2 separate regions of the Homo sapiens genome follow, and region 2 is linked to region 1. A link is an interaction called in ENCODE POLR2A ChIA-PET data of the cell type or tissue named here. Cell type or tissue: A673. All regions are shown on one strand. Links, peaks and the distances in the headings refer to the core of each region. The heading gives the core; the rest is flanking DNA.

Evidence for each region. ChIA-PET counts read pairs that join two places held together with the same protein. Peaks named below come from ENCODE experiments on the same cell type or tissue, not always from the same donor. Only the 100,000 strongest peaks of a DNase experiment are listed, where the experiment ranks them.
Region 2: POLR2A ChIA-PET joins it to region 1 with 11 read pairs; 3 of 35 experiments call an interaction of 5 or more read pairs at or near these places.

What each region holds. Positions count from the first base shown.
Region 1 is chrX:149,614,872-149,622,629 of GRCh38, reverse strand. The region is part of intron 1 of TMEM185A (transmembrane protein 185A); the gene reads left to right. Among named protein-coding and RNA genes, the nearest start is that of TMEM185A, 13 kb to the left of the region's middle. In A673, for the core only: no CTCF peak of the experiment used is centred there; no DNase peak of the experiment used is centred there.
Region 2 is chrX:149,537,468-149,545,225 of GRCh38, reverse strand. EOLA1 (endothelium and lymphocyte associated ASCH domain 1) reads right to left here and starts at 4,214. Exons shown (of 5, transcript NM_001171907.3): 1 at 3,883-4,214; 2 at 3,141-3,207. It overlaps EOLA1-DT (EOLA1 divergent transcript), which reads left to right and starts at 5,474. Exons shown (of 10, transcript NR_027455.5): 1 at 5,474-5,525; 2 at 6,320-6,502; 3 at 7,054-7,111; 4 at 7,448-7,593. RefSeq lists an enhancer at 3,664-3,873 and silencers at 4,621-4,811, 4,844-4,913, 4,924-5,233, 5,984-6,063. In A673, for the core only: no CTCF peak of the experiment used is centred there; DNase peaks (open chromatin) are centred at 4,345, 4,915, 5,535 and 5,645; H3K4me3 peaks cover 1,468 bases; H3K27ac peaks cover 2,108 bases.

The sequences.
Region 1 (7,758 bases), core at 2,506-5,005:
AATTGTAAATTAGATGTGTGTTTATTGTGTATTGCTGCCCCATGATCCTTTTTTTCTCCCTGGAAAAACTATATATATGTAAAGCAAGTATGTTTTCTTGTTCTGCTACGTAATTATCTTCATATAAGCTTGCTGTTTTTTAAATTTTCTCGTTCTGCTACTTAATTCTCTTCATATAACCTTGCTGTTTTTTAAATCTACTCTTGTGTTCATTTCCGTATTTTCCTTAGGAACTTTGTCTGTTTTATCTGTCATGATTTAAGAGTAGCATGAGGAAGCCCACAATTAAAATATTTCTGTGTATCCTTAAAAAAGAAAAATTGTAAAATTATTTCCATATTCCATGGTCATGTTAGGTTTTTGTTATTTAGGTTTTCCTTATTAGTCCTTTTAGCATTTTAATACTTTCGGCTTTGAAATCTAATTTATCTAATTTTAAAGATAGTAAATTGTTGCTCTTGTCTTCATCCAGGCGTGCTAAACCTCTGTCATCTGATTTCTGATAGTTGGTTCGACTTTTGACTTTGGTTCCAAGCGTAACTCTTGAATGTAACAGGTTTACTTTCTTAATCTAGGAAGCAACCTTTCTTTTTACAGAGCTGTGGTAGGCAGAATAATGACGCCCCCAAGTATGTCCACATCCTAATCCGTGGAACCAGGGAATATGTTCTGTTACATGGCAAAGGGGAATTAAGGTAGCAGATGGAATTAAGTTTGCTCATCAGCTGACCTTAAAATAGATTATTCTGGATTCTCTGGCTGAGCCCAATGTAATTACAGGGCCCTTAAATATAGAAGAGGGAGACAGAAAAGGAGGTCAGAGTGATTCAGTATGAGAAGAACTGCATTCTCCATTGTTGACTTTGAAGATGGAGGAAGGGGCCATGAGCTAAGGAATGTGGCAGCCTCTAGAGCTAGAAAAGGCAAAGAAACATTCTCTCCTAGAGCCTTCAGTAGCATAGTCCTGCTGACACCTCAAGTTTAGCCCAGCGAGACCCATATTGGACTCTGACCTCCAGAATTGTAAGGGTTATGCCTTTTAAACCACTAGGTTTATGCTTTTTAAACCACTAGGTTTGTGGCAGTTTTGAATGGCAGCAATAGGAAATTAATAAGAGAACATTCAGCTCATGTATATTTTTCTAACCCTAGTATTTGAATCATGAATTATATTTTGTGGGTCCTTTTGTAAGTTTATCTTGTTTTCTATTTTTCATGTAATAGACATAAAATTTTAAGTTTCCTTTAAATTATGTCAAAAACCACATAAAATAATCCCTTTTCCAACATTTAAAACATTTTGGTACTTCTCTTTTCTTTAGTTCCACTACTCTCTTTTTTTATTAAATAAGGAAACTGTTTTACAGAGGATAATGAAGTTAGCTTACAGCATTTACCACCCCCCCCCACCAATTTACTTTTTATTTATAGTCTGAAAATCCTTTAGGATAAAAATTACCTGTACATGTTATCTAATTTACATATGAATCCTGTGTCGTCATTATCTTAGCATTTGTTAATGTTTGAATCCACTAATTTCTTTTTTAAATAGTCTGTTTTCAAGTCCATTGTTTCTGGTAATTATATTTGTAGCCACAGGCTTTAGTTGACAAATTGGTTCTGATTTTTTTAGATTTTGGAATATTTCCCTCTGCTTTAAGAGAGAAAACTTCTGCCTCTACTAATTGTGTACTGTAATTGTGGTGATAACTCCATTTCTATTAACTTGTGAATCACCTTGACACAGGCTCTCTTCTTGTCCAAAGTCTAAGGGATGAAGTCATTTTTATCTTGGTTTCTTTAAATGTTCTTTCTTTGTAGCAGCTTATAAAAGCCTGTTTTTGTTTTCGAGTATTAATATTATTAGCTAATGTGTATTGAGTACGCTGGTTATCAGACTGTTTCCCACAGACCTTGGGAGTGGGCCTTGAGACCCTTTCCAGGTATCTGCAAAGTCAAAATTATAATACTAAGACATTCTTTGCCTTGGTCGACATTGGCACTGGTGGTACAAAAGTAGTGCATCAAACAGCTGGTGCTGGAGCACAAATCAGGACAGTGGCACCAGCTGCACTAGTCTTCTGTCACTGGATTCTTCACCACCACGTGCTGGACTTGCAGTTAAAAAAAAAATGCCAGCTTCACTTACGAATGTCCTTGATAAAGCAGAAAAATATTAATCTCATTTAATCTTGACCCCTGAATGCACATCTAGTTTAATATTCCATGTGATGAAATGGGAAGAATGCATAAAGGCCTGTTGTATGCTGAAGTGCAATGGTTGACTCAAGGAAAAACGTGTGTGCCTGAGTTACAAGCTGCTGTTTTCATGGAGTATCATTTTTATTTGGAAGGACAACTGACAGACAAGACTGTGGTTATTTGTGTTATGGTGTTTGGCAGACATTTTCTTGAAAATGCAGGAAGCCACAATAAACATACGTGTGCATGTGTCTTTATAGCAGCATGATTTATAGTCCTTTGGGTATATACCCAGTAATGGGATGGCTGGGTCAAATGGTATTTCTAGTTCTAGATCCCTGAGGAATCGCCACACTGACTTCCACAACGGTTGAACTAGTTTACAGTCCCACCAACAGTGTAAAAGTGTTCCTATTTCTCCACATCCTCTCCAGCACCTGTTGTTTCCTGACTTTTTAATGATTGACATTCTAACTGGCACTATTCACAATAGCAAAGATTTGGAACCAACCCAAATGTCCAACAATGATAGACTGGATCAAGAAAATGTGGCACATATACACCATGGAATACTATACAGCCATAAAAAATGATGAGTTCATGTCCTTTGTAGGGACATGGGTGAAATTGGAAATCATCATTCTCAGTAAACTATTGCAAGGACAAAAAACCAAACACCACATGTTCTCACTCATAGATGGGAATTGAACAATGAGAACACATGGACACAGGAAGGGGAACATCACACTCTGGGGACTGTTGTGGGGTGGGGGTTGGGGGGAGGGATAGCATTAGGAGATATACCTAATGCTAAGTGACGAGTTAATGGGTGCAGCACACCAGCATGGCACATGTATACATATGTAACTAACCTGCACATTGTGCACATGTACCCTAAATCTTAAAGTATAATAATAATAAAAAAAAGAAAAAAAAAGACAAAAATACTATAATAAAAGATGCTTCTATCACACACACAAAAAAAGAAAGTGCAGGAAGCAAAACTTCAAGGAAAACAACTCATGGTATTTTTTGTAAATGGTAAAATTTGATCTTTCATGGGAAAACCAGAATTTTTGAAAAGTTGTATCTGCTACCATGAGCTTGACAACCTCCCAGTAATTAAAATATTTCTGATGAAGTTGGTGAAGATAGTAAGTAATGTGATTTTTTTTGCTATTGTATATGAAATGTGTCAACATTTGAAAGATCTTTATAACTCAGTAAACCAATATTTTCCAGTCGACCTACATTGCATTATACAATAATGCTGGGATAAAAGATTCATTGAAAGTATAAGAGAGACCAGTGGATTTCAGTGTAGCAGAGTACAAAAAGGTCATTGATACGATTTCAGATTCCACATCATAGTTAACCTTTAAGAAACTACCACTTGTTGAGTTTTAGTGTCCTGTTGAAGAACGTCTACCATTATCTGAAAGAGCTATTAAAATAGTTCTTTTCTAACTACAGATCTCTGTGAGGCCAGATTTTCTTTGTATACTTGAACCAAAACAATGTATTGCAACAGAATGAATGTAAATATAGATATTAGAATCTAGGTGTCTTCTATGATATCATACATTAAAAATTTTGCTAAACTGTAGAAACAGTGTCGCTACTCTCACTAAATTTGTGTTGGTTTTGGAAATGTTTTTAAATAATGTTATTTATGTTAGTATGTAATGTGTTTATTATTACCTTCGAAGAGTAGATATTTTTTGAATAACAACTGTATCGTAAATATTAAATACCAATAGGGATAACCCATATCAACCAGAGCTCTTTGGGATCCTCAGTAAGTGTTAGAACTGAAAAGGAGTTCTTTTTAAGAGTTAAACGTCAAAATTTTTGATACTAAAAACTTTGAGAGCCACTGATTTAGTGCTTTATACAAAGCACTTGTTATACTCATTATCTTATATTCGTAGCCACCTTATGAGGTACATATTATTGCCCTAACTTTATGGGTAAGAATACCATGACACAATGATGCTATGTATATTTTTTTAGCAACCCCTCTGAATCTCATGATCTTCCCAGCGTAGTTTTCTCTCTGGGAGGCTTGCTTCCAAGTTTAATTTTGTAGGTCCAGTCTTCTTACAACCCTCCTCCCTTTTTTCCAATCGAAGTTTCTTATGTTATTTTTCATAGTACAAAAACAGTACACGTACCTTACAGAAAACTCAGATATCATAAGCAAAAGAGTATAAAGACTATCCTTAATCTTCCCGAGTGGAGACCTGTTAGCTGCTCAGCAGATATTTATACAGATGCTTTTCTAAACATGTTCATTTATCAGTGTAAAGCCGGTATAGTATAATACTCAATTAGAAGGATTTTGGAGTCAAATGGTTTGACTCCCAACTCTGAGCTCTTAGACAAGTTATTTAACATCTGAGCTTTCTGTTCCTTATCTGTAACCGCACTGATCTGTTTTTCTGTGTCTAGAGTTTTGCCCTTTCCAGAATGTCAAATAAGTAGCATTGTACACTATCTTGTGTTTTCCATCTGAATTATTTTACTTATAGTGCATTTTAGATTCATCAATGTTGTTGTTGTCATCCATAGTTTGTTACTTTTTACTGCTGATTAGTATTCCATTGAACGGATATATCAAAATTCAGTTAACCATTCACCAGTTTATGGATGTGTGAGTTGTTACCAGTGGCAATTATGAATAAAGCTTCTTGGAATATTTGAATACAGGCCTTTGTGTGGACATACGTTTTCCTTTTTCTTGAGTAAAATACCTAGGTGTGGGATTGCTGGGCCATAGAATAAGTATACACTTAACTGTATAAGAAACTTCCAAAATGTTTTCTAAAGTGGCTGTACTATTTTGCATTCCCACCAGCATATATAAGAGATCTAGTGTGTGTGTAATCTTATCTCATTGTCGTTTTAGTTTGCATTGTCCTAACATCTGAAAATACTGAGTATTTTTTGTGTGCTTATTTGCTTTTTGTATGCCTTCTTTGATGGGATGTCTCTGAATTTTTTGGCCATTTTAAATCGGGTTGTTCACTTATTTTTTTAGTTGTAAAAGTCCTTTTTATATACTGGATACAGGTTACTTTGTCAGATACGTGTTTTCAGAGTATGGTCTCCCAGTTTGTGGCTTGGCTGTCATTTTGTTAATGATAGGTATCTTTTGGAGAGTAAGAGTTTTTCATTTTGGAGAAGTCCAATTTCATATCCCATCTAAGAAATGTTTGCCTAACCGTAGGTTGCAAGTATTTTTTTTTCATATGTGTTTTGGACATTTTATAGTTTTGTGTATGACATTTAGGTCTATGATCCATGTCACATAAATTTTTGTATATGTTATAAGGTTAAGAGTCAAGGTGTACTTTCCTCATTTATCCAGTTGTACCACCATTTATTGAAACATAATTATTTCTCCATTGAGTTGTTTTGGCACCTTTGTGGAAAATTAACTGACTCTATATGTATGGGTCTGTTTTCCAACTCTCTAGTACGTTCTATATATCTATTCTTATGCCAGTACTACATTGTGTTTATTACTGTAGCTTTATAGTAAGCTTTGAAAGCATGTAGTATAAATTGTCCAACTTTGTTCTTTTTCAGAATTGTTTTGCCCATTCTAGGTCCTTTGCACTGTCATATGACTTTTAAAGTCAGTATGTCAATTTCTACAGAAGAACCTGCTGGCTCCCAATTTTCGCTGGGATTGCATTGATTCTTTAAAATAATTTGGTTAATTTGGTGTGTGTGGTAGGCTAAATCATGACCCACAAAGATACCCACTTCCATGGAACCTGTTAAAGATCTTGAGATGATGGGGTTATCCAAGTGGGGCAATAAATGCAATCAATCACAGGTTCCCTTAAAAGAGGGAGATAATATTAAGAGGAGAAGGCAGTGTGGTGGAAACAGAGACAGAGATTTGAAGATTTTATGCAGCTGGTTTTGATGATAGAGAAAGGGGCCATGAGCCAAGGGAATACAGCTCTGGAAACTGGAAAAAAACAAGTAATAGATTCTCCCATAGAGTCTCCAGAAGGAGTAGGTCCTGCTGACATCTTGGTTTTAGCCCAGTGAAACCCTTTTTGGACCTCTGGCCTCAGGATAATAAATGTGTGCCATTTTAAGTCACCAATTTTGTGGTAGTTTGTTACAGCACCCATAGGAAACTAATACACAGAGGATGTAAATCTTAACAGTATTGAGTGTTCTATGAACACAGTATATGTCTCCATTTATTTAGATCTTTAATTTTTCTTGGCAGTTATGAACTGAATGTGTCCCTTTAAAAATCACAAGTTGACTCTAGTCCCCAGTGTGATGGTATTTGGAGGTGGGGCATTTGGGAGGTGATTAGGTTATGAGGGTGGAACCCTCATGGTTGGAACTAGTGCCCTTATAAAAAGAGACCAGAGAGCTAACTCACTCTCTTTTCACCATGTGAAGGGTATTGAGAAGTCTGCCATCTGCCACCCAGAAGGCAGCCCTCGCCAGAACCCAGCCATGCTGGCATCCTGATCTCCAACTTCCAGCCTCTGGAACTGTGAGGAATAAATTTCTGTTGTTTATTAGCTTCCCCACAGTCCTACCAGTGTTTTGTAGGTTTCAGTATATAGGTTTTGCATATATGTTGTTACATTTATCCCTAAGTGTTTTATATTTGTGATGCTATTGTAAATGGTGGATTTTTTCATAAACTTTTAATTTTTGAATAGTTATAAATTTATAGGAAAGTTGCAGTAAATGATACATATTTTTAAATTTCTGTTTCCAATTTGTGATAGCTACTATATAGAAATGCAATAATTTTTGTAAATTTACCTTGTGTCCTTCAATTTTGTTAAATTCACTTACTAGATCTACTAGCTTTTTTTTAGATTACTTAGGATTTCCTACACGGAATATCATGTTGCCTATAGATAATGACAGGTTTACTTCTTTCTTTTAAAACTATATTCTTTTAATTTCTTTTTATCATCTTATTGTTGTGGCTAGGACCTTTAGTACAATGTTGAATAGATGTGTTGAAGTGGACATACTTGCTGTGTTTCCTGTCTTAAGGGGAAAGTATTGAGTCTCTCACCATTAAGCATTATAACTGCAGGTTTTTCATAGATGCTCTTCTTTTCCTAATTTGTTTAACGCTTTTAACTTGAATGGGTAGCAAATTACGTCAAATGCTTTTTACACAACTATTGAGATGATCATATGATTTTTCTTTTTCAGCCTGCTAATACCACGAAGGTTGCTAACTGATTTTCAAATGTTAATCCAAGATTGCAATCTTGCAATCCTAGCTAAACCACACCTAGTCGTAATGTAGTATCCTTATATATTGCTGAATTCAGTTGGCTAAAATCTTTTCAGGATTTTTGCATCTCTGTTCATGAGAGATATTGGTCTGTAGTTTTCTTTCTTTGTCAGTTTTGTTATCAGGGTAATGCTGGCTTCATAAAATAAATTGGGAAATGTTCCCCCCTCATCTTTTTTGCAAGAGTTTGTGAAGAATTGGTGGTATTTCCTCATTAAATGTTTGGTAGATTTTGCCATGGCCTGACATTTTCTTTC
Region 2 (7,758 bases), core at 3,361-5,860, 78 kb after region 1:
AGAGGGAGAGTCCCACCCTCTGCTTCTCTTCCCTTTCCCCTGCTGTGCCCTGCCAATACTCTCAGTGCCCTGGCCCTGCCGCCACCAAGGCACTGACCTTCCCAGCTCCTACTCCAGGGCTGCTGAGCCCACATCGTTGATATCCAATCTCAGCTCTGTCCTCAGGATGCACCGTGACCTCAGATGGCCCTCAGTCAGACATCTCCTCTCCACCCCTCTGGGTGCCACCTTCCTCAAGCCCCTTCCCCTACCACTGCTCTCCACTGTCAGCAGATGCCCCTGTCCCAATCTGAGCTGAGAAAAGAAGAATGATAATCAGAACAACTAGCAACCCCACACACATGCCTTCCACGTGCCAGCCTCTGGGATGGCATGATCCTCGGATCATCAAATTGAATCTTCAAGTAACCCAGCAGGGTCAGTGGTACTGTGAGGCCCACTCTATGGCTGAGGAGAATGAGGCACCAGCCCACAGTCACACGGGCTCTGACTTCCCACAACTCTTGCCCAGCCTCCTGCGTGTCTGGCTTGGGAGAGGGTCCCCTCCTCTTGCATGGAGGACGGCCCTGTGCCTTGGAAGGAACCCTGGGCTCGAAACCAGAACCTCAGCCCAGTCATAGACTCTTGAGATGCCTCAGTTTCCACATGGCTGTGAGGAAGGGAGATAAGGCACCAAGAGCACCCAGCCCAGTACGTGGCACCTAATAGAACAGTCAGAAATAGTGGCTGCCCTCACCCCTCAGGCCCGTGGCCCCGCCCCCGGCCCTGAACTCCACCCTTGAGCTGCCCCTACTCCTCTCTCTGTCCTTCCTTTCAACACATAAACGCAACCTCTAGTACGCTCTATGATTTTAAGAAAATATACCCACCCTCATGAGACAAAGCCCTGATAGGGCCAAAGCTGCCTGGTATTCACTCCTTTCCCAGTCTGCACTGCAGCCTTCTGAGCTCCAGATCTCCTGCTTTTCTCCCGCCTCTGGGGTGAGCTGCCTCAGCTGAGCCGGTTGCCTGCTGTGCTCTGGACCCTGCTCCTCTGGCTCACTCCGGGCCCTGGGTGCCACCAGCCACCATCTATGCTCGCTCAGCATCCCTACTCTGAGCACACGCGCGCCTCCCACTCTGCCTCCCTTCTCTACAACCCTGAACAGCCGAGACCTCAGAAGAGCTGTCTACATGCGCAGTCTCTACTTCCTCTCTGAACCTTCTGCCCCCACCCCCACCTTTCTCCCTTTATTCCCCACCCCCCCCACCACCCACTCCACTGACTGACCTATCCCCACAAGCACCCATGGCCGGCCTCATGCCAGTCCTGTCTTCATCTTAGTCCATGCTCAGCAGCCCCAGCATGGCTGGGCACACTCCTTCCCTCCTTCTGGGACCCCCACGTTGCTCACCGTCCTGCTCTGAATCCCGTGGTGCAGGCCACCCCCCTTCAGACTCAGCCTTAGGTGGACAGGCCCGTACATACTCAGGACCCCAACCATCACCACCAAGTCCACCTCCCTTCCACCTCTGTGAGTGGCATCACCAGCTACAGCGTTCCTGCCCCAGACCTAGCTGCTCTCTGCCCTGCCTTTCTTTCCCACATCTGCGGCCCACATCCCGTGGCACTGTGTCCAAAACCGACATTGAATCTGATCCCTTTCCATAATCTCTATGGCCACAATCCCAATCCAATCCCCTAAAACCCCCTGCCTTCTGAAGAAGTCTCCTGATAGCACCCCCACCCCCCCCCAGCACTTGTCCTCTGCACTCTTGTGACCACACTGCCATCGGAATGATCTTGGTACAGGGACAATGAGATTATGTCACTCCTCTACTGAAACTTTTCAAGGGCTCCCTGCCCCAACTAGCACAGAATCCACACTTCCTCTCAGGGCACTCAAGGTCCCTCCTGATCTGGTTTCCCACCCCAGCCACGTCCTCTCCTCTCCCCTTTATTCACCACCCTGAAGCCACACAGGCCTTCCATCCCCTGAGGGAACATGCCAAGCTTGTTTCTACCTCAGAGCCTTTGTCAGTTGTGATGGGTTGCATTGTGTCCTCTTAAAATGCGTATGTTGAAGTCCTAAACCCCAGCACCTCAAAATGTGGCCTTATATATAAAAACAGAGTCATTACAGAGGCAATCAAGTGAGACTGAAGCCATCAGGGCGGACCCGCATCCAATGTGGCTGGCGTCCTTATGAAAAGGGGGATTTGAGAGACAGTCACGCACACAGGGAGAACACCATGAGAAGATAAACGCAGAGATAAGGGAGATGCTTCTACAAGCTAATGAGTGCCAAAGATTGCCGGCCAGCCGCCTGCAGCTAAGAGAAAGGGACAGACCAGATTGTCTTTCACAGCCCACAGAACAAACGAACCTGGCCACCACTTTGATTTCAGACTTCCATCCTCCAGAACTGCGAGACAATGATTGTCTGTTCTTTAAGCCAGCCCTTTTATGGTCCTTTGTTTCAGCCATCTTGGCAAACTGCTGTTCCCAACACATCTGCACAGGCTAGGGCACGAGTTTGCCATTTGACAGCACATCAAGCCCATTCTTTCCACCTGACAATCTTCATCTACCTTGTTTTTCACTGCCTGGGTGATATCCCATTGTTGGTCGTCTCATAATTTGCCTGACCATTCCTCCACTGATGGAGAGTTACAAGTTGCTTCCCACTTTTGCCACTAGAAATGACATTACCTCTAACACTCGCTGTGTGAAGACATGCTGAAGGAAATGCCTCGGCCGCCTGGCACGCCCATCTAAGATGCTGATATCTGCCAGCAAATGACTTTCCACAAAGACTCACCCGTGTACCCTCCACCAACCCATCCATGGTGCCATTTCCTCACACACTTGTGGCCCCTGAGCATGATTATTCTTCTGATGAGTGACCAAAGATAACCAGGTTCCTTGGTTCTGGATTACTTCTGATGGAGGCTGAATGTCCCCCACAGGGCCTGGCCACTTCCATCGGGATAAATGGCTACAGTGAATGTTTGCCTCTTTTCTGCCGCCCAGTTTCTTAGCCAACCCTTTTCTCGTCATCACCACAAAATCACAACAGACGCCAACTGTGTGTATGTGGAATCCCTAGTAGGAACTGATGTAACTGAAAAGGCAAGAAGGGGGTTGAGTCCCCTCCTACCTGGTGCTGCAGAGAGTACCTGCTTTACGGCCAGAGGAGGAAACACTCTTCCACTTAGCTTCTTTACCTGCACAACAAGGAAGATAAAGAGGAAAGGTCATTAAGTGCAAGACAGCAAAGCTGGTTAATGGCCCTAAGAAGGTCATGTACTTAGCAGGCATTGGAAACCAAGAAGAGCTGGGAGGCCTGGTCTTATCAGTAACACACATGTGCACATCACAGTTTGGTTCTGCTAATCACAGCAGTGGGACCCTCCGCACCTGTCTGGGTCAAGGACCACAGGGTGCACCAGCCCGCAGGGCAGAAAATCATTTCACCATGTTGAGCAGCATTCTTGCAGCCAAGCATGCTCCATTCGAAGGGAGAAAAATGACACTTCCCCTCCCATTGTCACGGGGCGAGTGTTTGGGACTCTAAATCCCATTGTCCTCAGCTTAATTCTGGGTAGGTCACGCTGAGCACGGCGCCACAGGCCACAGAGCTGTGCACCGCCCGGCCTCAGGTCCAGGCGAGCTCACAGCAGAAGGGCCAACGGGAGGCAGGGAAGACCGGACTGAGGTGGGGCCGCTGTGTGTGGAGCAGTACACGGGCTTTCTACTCGCAGACGCACGTCGCGGGTACACGCGCTTAGAAGGAGCGGAGCCGAGACCCTGCCGACAGCAGGGGACAGGAAAAGGCGCCTCGGTCGCGCCCCGCACGAGTTCCCAGCCCCACATCCAGGGAAACCCCAGCCCTCAGGTACCGTCCGCAAGAAGGCTGAGCACACAGGCTCCCGCAGCATGGGCCCTGGCACCTGTCAGCCCCGGCAGGTCTCACGGCCTCCGGAACCATGGACCCTGCGAGTCGTGGGTGTCTAGGGCCGACTCCGGCTTTTCGCCACAGGAATGAACAGTCCTCTGCTTCCCCGAGACCCAGCGAGGCCACCGGAGCCAGGACGATGGGCTCCCAAGCAAGGAGACGTGGGCCGCTGTGAGAAGAGGGAGCGCCTGGCTAGTGTCCAGGCTGCAAGGTCGTTGCCGCTAACTCCGGGAAACCAGTGGCCAGTGACAGGTGTTAGCGGTCTATAACTCTTCCGCTTTCATACAGCTCCCGTCATCCCTTTCACGAAGAACGTACGTGGGCGCGCAATCACGCATGTATGCACACCACGCACGTACGCGGGAGGCACGTACTCAGCCATGCATATAGACAGCAAACATTATGAATCTCGCATTCTCGAAGACACGCACTGACGACATCACGCACGTACGCACGCCCTGGCTGCTAGGAGACGCTATTCTCTTTACCTGGCCCTGATGCGCGCCAGCCAACCAGGCCAAGGCCAGGGGACCTCGAGACCGGCAGCCTCGACGAAGAACCGGAAGGAGGAAAAGGAACGGGAGGGAGGAAGAGTAAGTGGAAGGGTGGGACGAGGACACCAGGCAGGAGTTTTGGGCCCAGAGCTGCTATACCAGCAGGGAGGAGCTGGGAGAAACCGCTGGGGAGGGGGTGGAGGCGGGGCTGAGAGGAGGAGGGCGGAGCTGGGGGAGGGGCCGAGCGGGACTGACAGAAACAATTGGGGGCTGGGTTGAGGGCGGGGCTGAGATAAGAGGCGGGGTGTGGGGCAGGGCCGGGCGGGGCTGAGAGAAACCATTGTGGGCAGGGCCGTGGGAGAGCTGAGCGAGGAGAAGCTGCAGGAAGAGCTCGCGGACTCTTGAGAATCAGCAGGGGGAGGCAGGTGTCCGCTGAGAGAAGGAGGGAGGGGGAGAAAGAAATCACTGGGAGGGGCTGGGGGCGGGGTTTTTAAAGCAGCTGCGTGAGAAGTAGGGCGGGGCTGGGAGAGGCGGGGCTCTGGGGGGGCTGAGAATGCTGGGGAAGGTTTGGGGGCGGGGCTTTGGAGGCAGCCACAGGAGAAGCAGGTCGGGGCTGCGGGCGGGGCTCGGGGTGGGGCGGGGCTGAGAGAAACTGCTGGGGAGGGGGCCGAGGGCGGGGCTTTGGGAGCAGCCGCGGGAGAAGCGGGGCGGGGCAGGGAGGGGAGGGGCGGGGCAGGGAGGGGCGGGGCTGAGAGAAACTGCTGGCTGAGGTCGGGGCTTTGGAAGCAGCCCCGCGAAGAGCAGGGCGGGGCAATGGGAGAACTGAGCGAGGAGCAGCTGCGGGAGGACCCCTCGGACTCCTGAGAACCAGCTTAGGGGAGCGGGGGCTTGGGGAGGTGTAGGGTGGAATCACGAGAAAGCTCTGTGGGAGGGCCTGGTGCACAGCTCAGCTGCAGCGTGGAGCTGAGGGAAAGCCGGGCGTTCCTGGAGGAGGAGCAGGGCGGGGCTGTGGCAAAGAGGTGTGGGAGCAGATGGGGCGGGGCTGCGGGAAATTGCTGGAGAAGGGGGAGCCAAGCTGGAGTAAGGCTGGCGGGTGAGAATGGTGGGGGAGGAGCTAGTGCAGAGCTGGAGGAAAGAGCTGAAAGGTGCTGGGGTGGGCAGAGGGGTAGGAGAAGCGGGACGGGGCTAGAGGAGGCGGAGCTGGGACTGGAGATGCAGGGTGAGCAGGGTGGGGCTGCAGCAGGAACTGGGTTAGAGCTTCTGGAGGAGCCGCCTGCAAGAGGAGGGCGTAGTTGTGGGAAAGAGCTGTGGGTGGAACTGGTTAAGTGCTGGGAGGAGGAAGAGCTGGGGGCGGAACAGCTGGGGCGGAGCTGCCGGAGGAGGAGCTGGGGGTGGAGATGCTGGTGAAATGAAGCAGAGCCGAACTGGGGGTGGAGCTGTGGGTGGAGCTGGGGGAGGGAGCTGAGGCCCTTCTGTGATGCACCCTTAGGCAAGAGTCAAAACTTGCCCGCAGCGACCTAACTGCACCTCCAGTGTCTACCCCCATAGGGCACGGAAGCAGCAAGAAGGGCGGGAACACTTGACTGGGGTCTATGCAGCTCTAGGCTGAGTCTTGCAGGGCTGAGCCCCCCAGGCCTGCTCTCCTGTGTCCTAGCCGCTCTGTCAGTGCCTGCCAGTGGGGTCCGGAGGAACCGTCTCTTTAACGTCTCTTTTGCAGGTGATGAGAAACATCCCCACTCTTAATGTCTTGCCTCCTCCGACCTAAGTCGCCCAGCACACAGCCCAACTTCCCTGGCAAACTTGCTTTTCAAACTCTCTTCTCTCAGTCACGGGCTCAGGTTCTGTAGTGCTGCCATGCTTTACTCCTCTGTCCCTCCCCTTATCTAGTCTCCCGCATTGACTTCATAACCAAGTTCTGGGTCCCTGCCTCTGGAGTGCCTGATGAGACAAAACGGCTCCTCGTCCTGCATCCCCGCTGCTACTTCCAGAATTCAGGCCTCGTGGTCTGGAGCCTGCACTGTTCCATGAGCCTCCTGAGCAACCTGGAGTCCTCTGTCTTTCTTCCCTCAGGTCTGTCGTCCACATTCCATCGGCTCAGTTTCTAAGTCACAAATCTGTCCCCAGCAATCCTCTAGTGAAAACGCTGCTGGGCCTTCTCAGGTTTAAGTCCTAGCAGTTCAGGGAGTCGGCTCAGCTCTCCCCACCCTTAAGCCAAACACTCTTTGGGTTCACGCTGTGCTGTTCAGTCACTGGTCCCCACCAGCCTGCTGTTCCAGGTCTCCCTGCTTTGCACCGGCGGTTCCCATGGCCTTGTCCTGGTGCGCTCCTGGCCTCCTTCAAGGCACAACTTTAAAGTCACCTTCACAGCCCCACTCCGAGTATTAGAGACTTTCGTCTCCAGCTCTGATAGCATTTTGTACCTCCCCCGTCCCCACCCCACGTTAGGCTCTTGCAACCCAGGGTGGTAATTGCTCTGTAAGACTTGTGGCTGCCGCAGGGTCTCTTGAGTTCCTTGAAGGCAAGGCCGGTGTTTTACTCATTTCTGAAACTGGGTGCCCAGGGCACAGTATCTGCTTAGTAAGTGTTGAATGAGCAAAGGGCTGCTTTCTTGTTTTTTCTAGTGAGATGCGCCTACTTCTCCCTGGAGAAGCTCGAGGAAGCAGGAATGCTGGAGATGAGGTGAGGAGGAGAGGGTCCCTCTTTATGGGATGTAGGCCGTAGGGCTGCAGGGGACCTTCAGATCACCAGTTCCAATTCCTATGCATGCTAGCATCCCCTCCTGGGTTCCTTCCCCACAAGAATGGTTGCCAGCTTCTGCCGAACACCCCAGAACCTGCTTAGAGTGGTTTCAAATCATGAATGAGGATCCCCGGGATGGTGGGTGGCCGTTGCTCCTCCCGTGGCCTCTTGTTTGAAGAACTAGAACTCGCATAATGAGCTGGATAGCCACCGTGTGGCTGCTAGCAGGGAAGCCCTTGGTGGCCACATAAGGGCTCCCTTTTCCAACTCTCTCAGCTGCTCCTCACTCTCACTCCTGGGTGTGCTGGGCAGTGGGGTGCAATGTGCACGTAGGTGCACACTCTCCCTGGGCGGCAGCGAGAAGCAGAGGTCTGATCTGTGGTCGGATGAGGAGAGGAAGTGCAAGTAAAGCAGCTGCAGCGGTGAGTGGGCCTAGGAAGAATGGCATCAACAGGCCAGGCAGGGATGCGGGTGGTGTTCGGCTAACCCTGAGAAAGGGACCAGAATGCACCTGAGTCTTGATTTTCATTCCCAATAGCAGGTCAGCACGAAACCCAAAAACGCTCTGATTTCTGCCTTCCATGCTA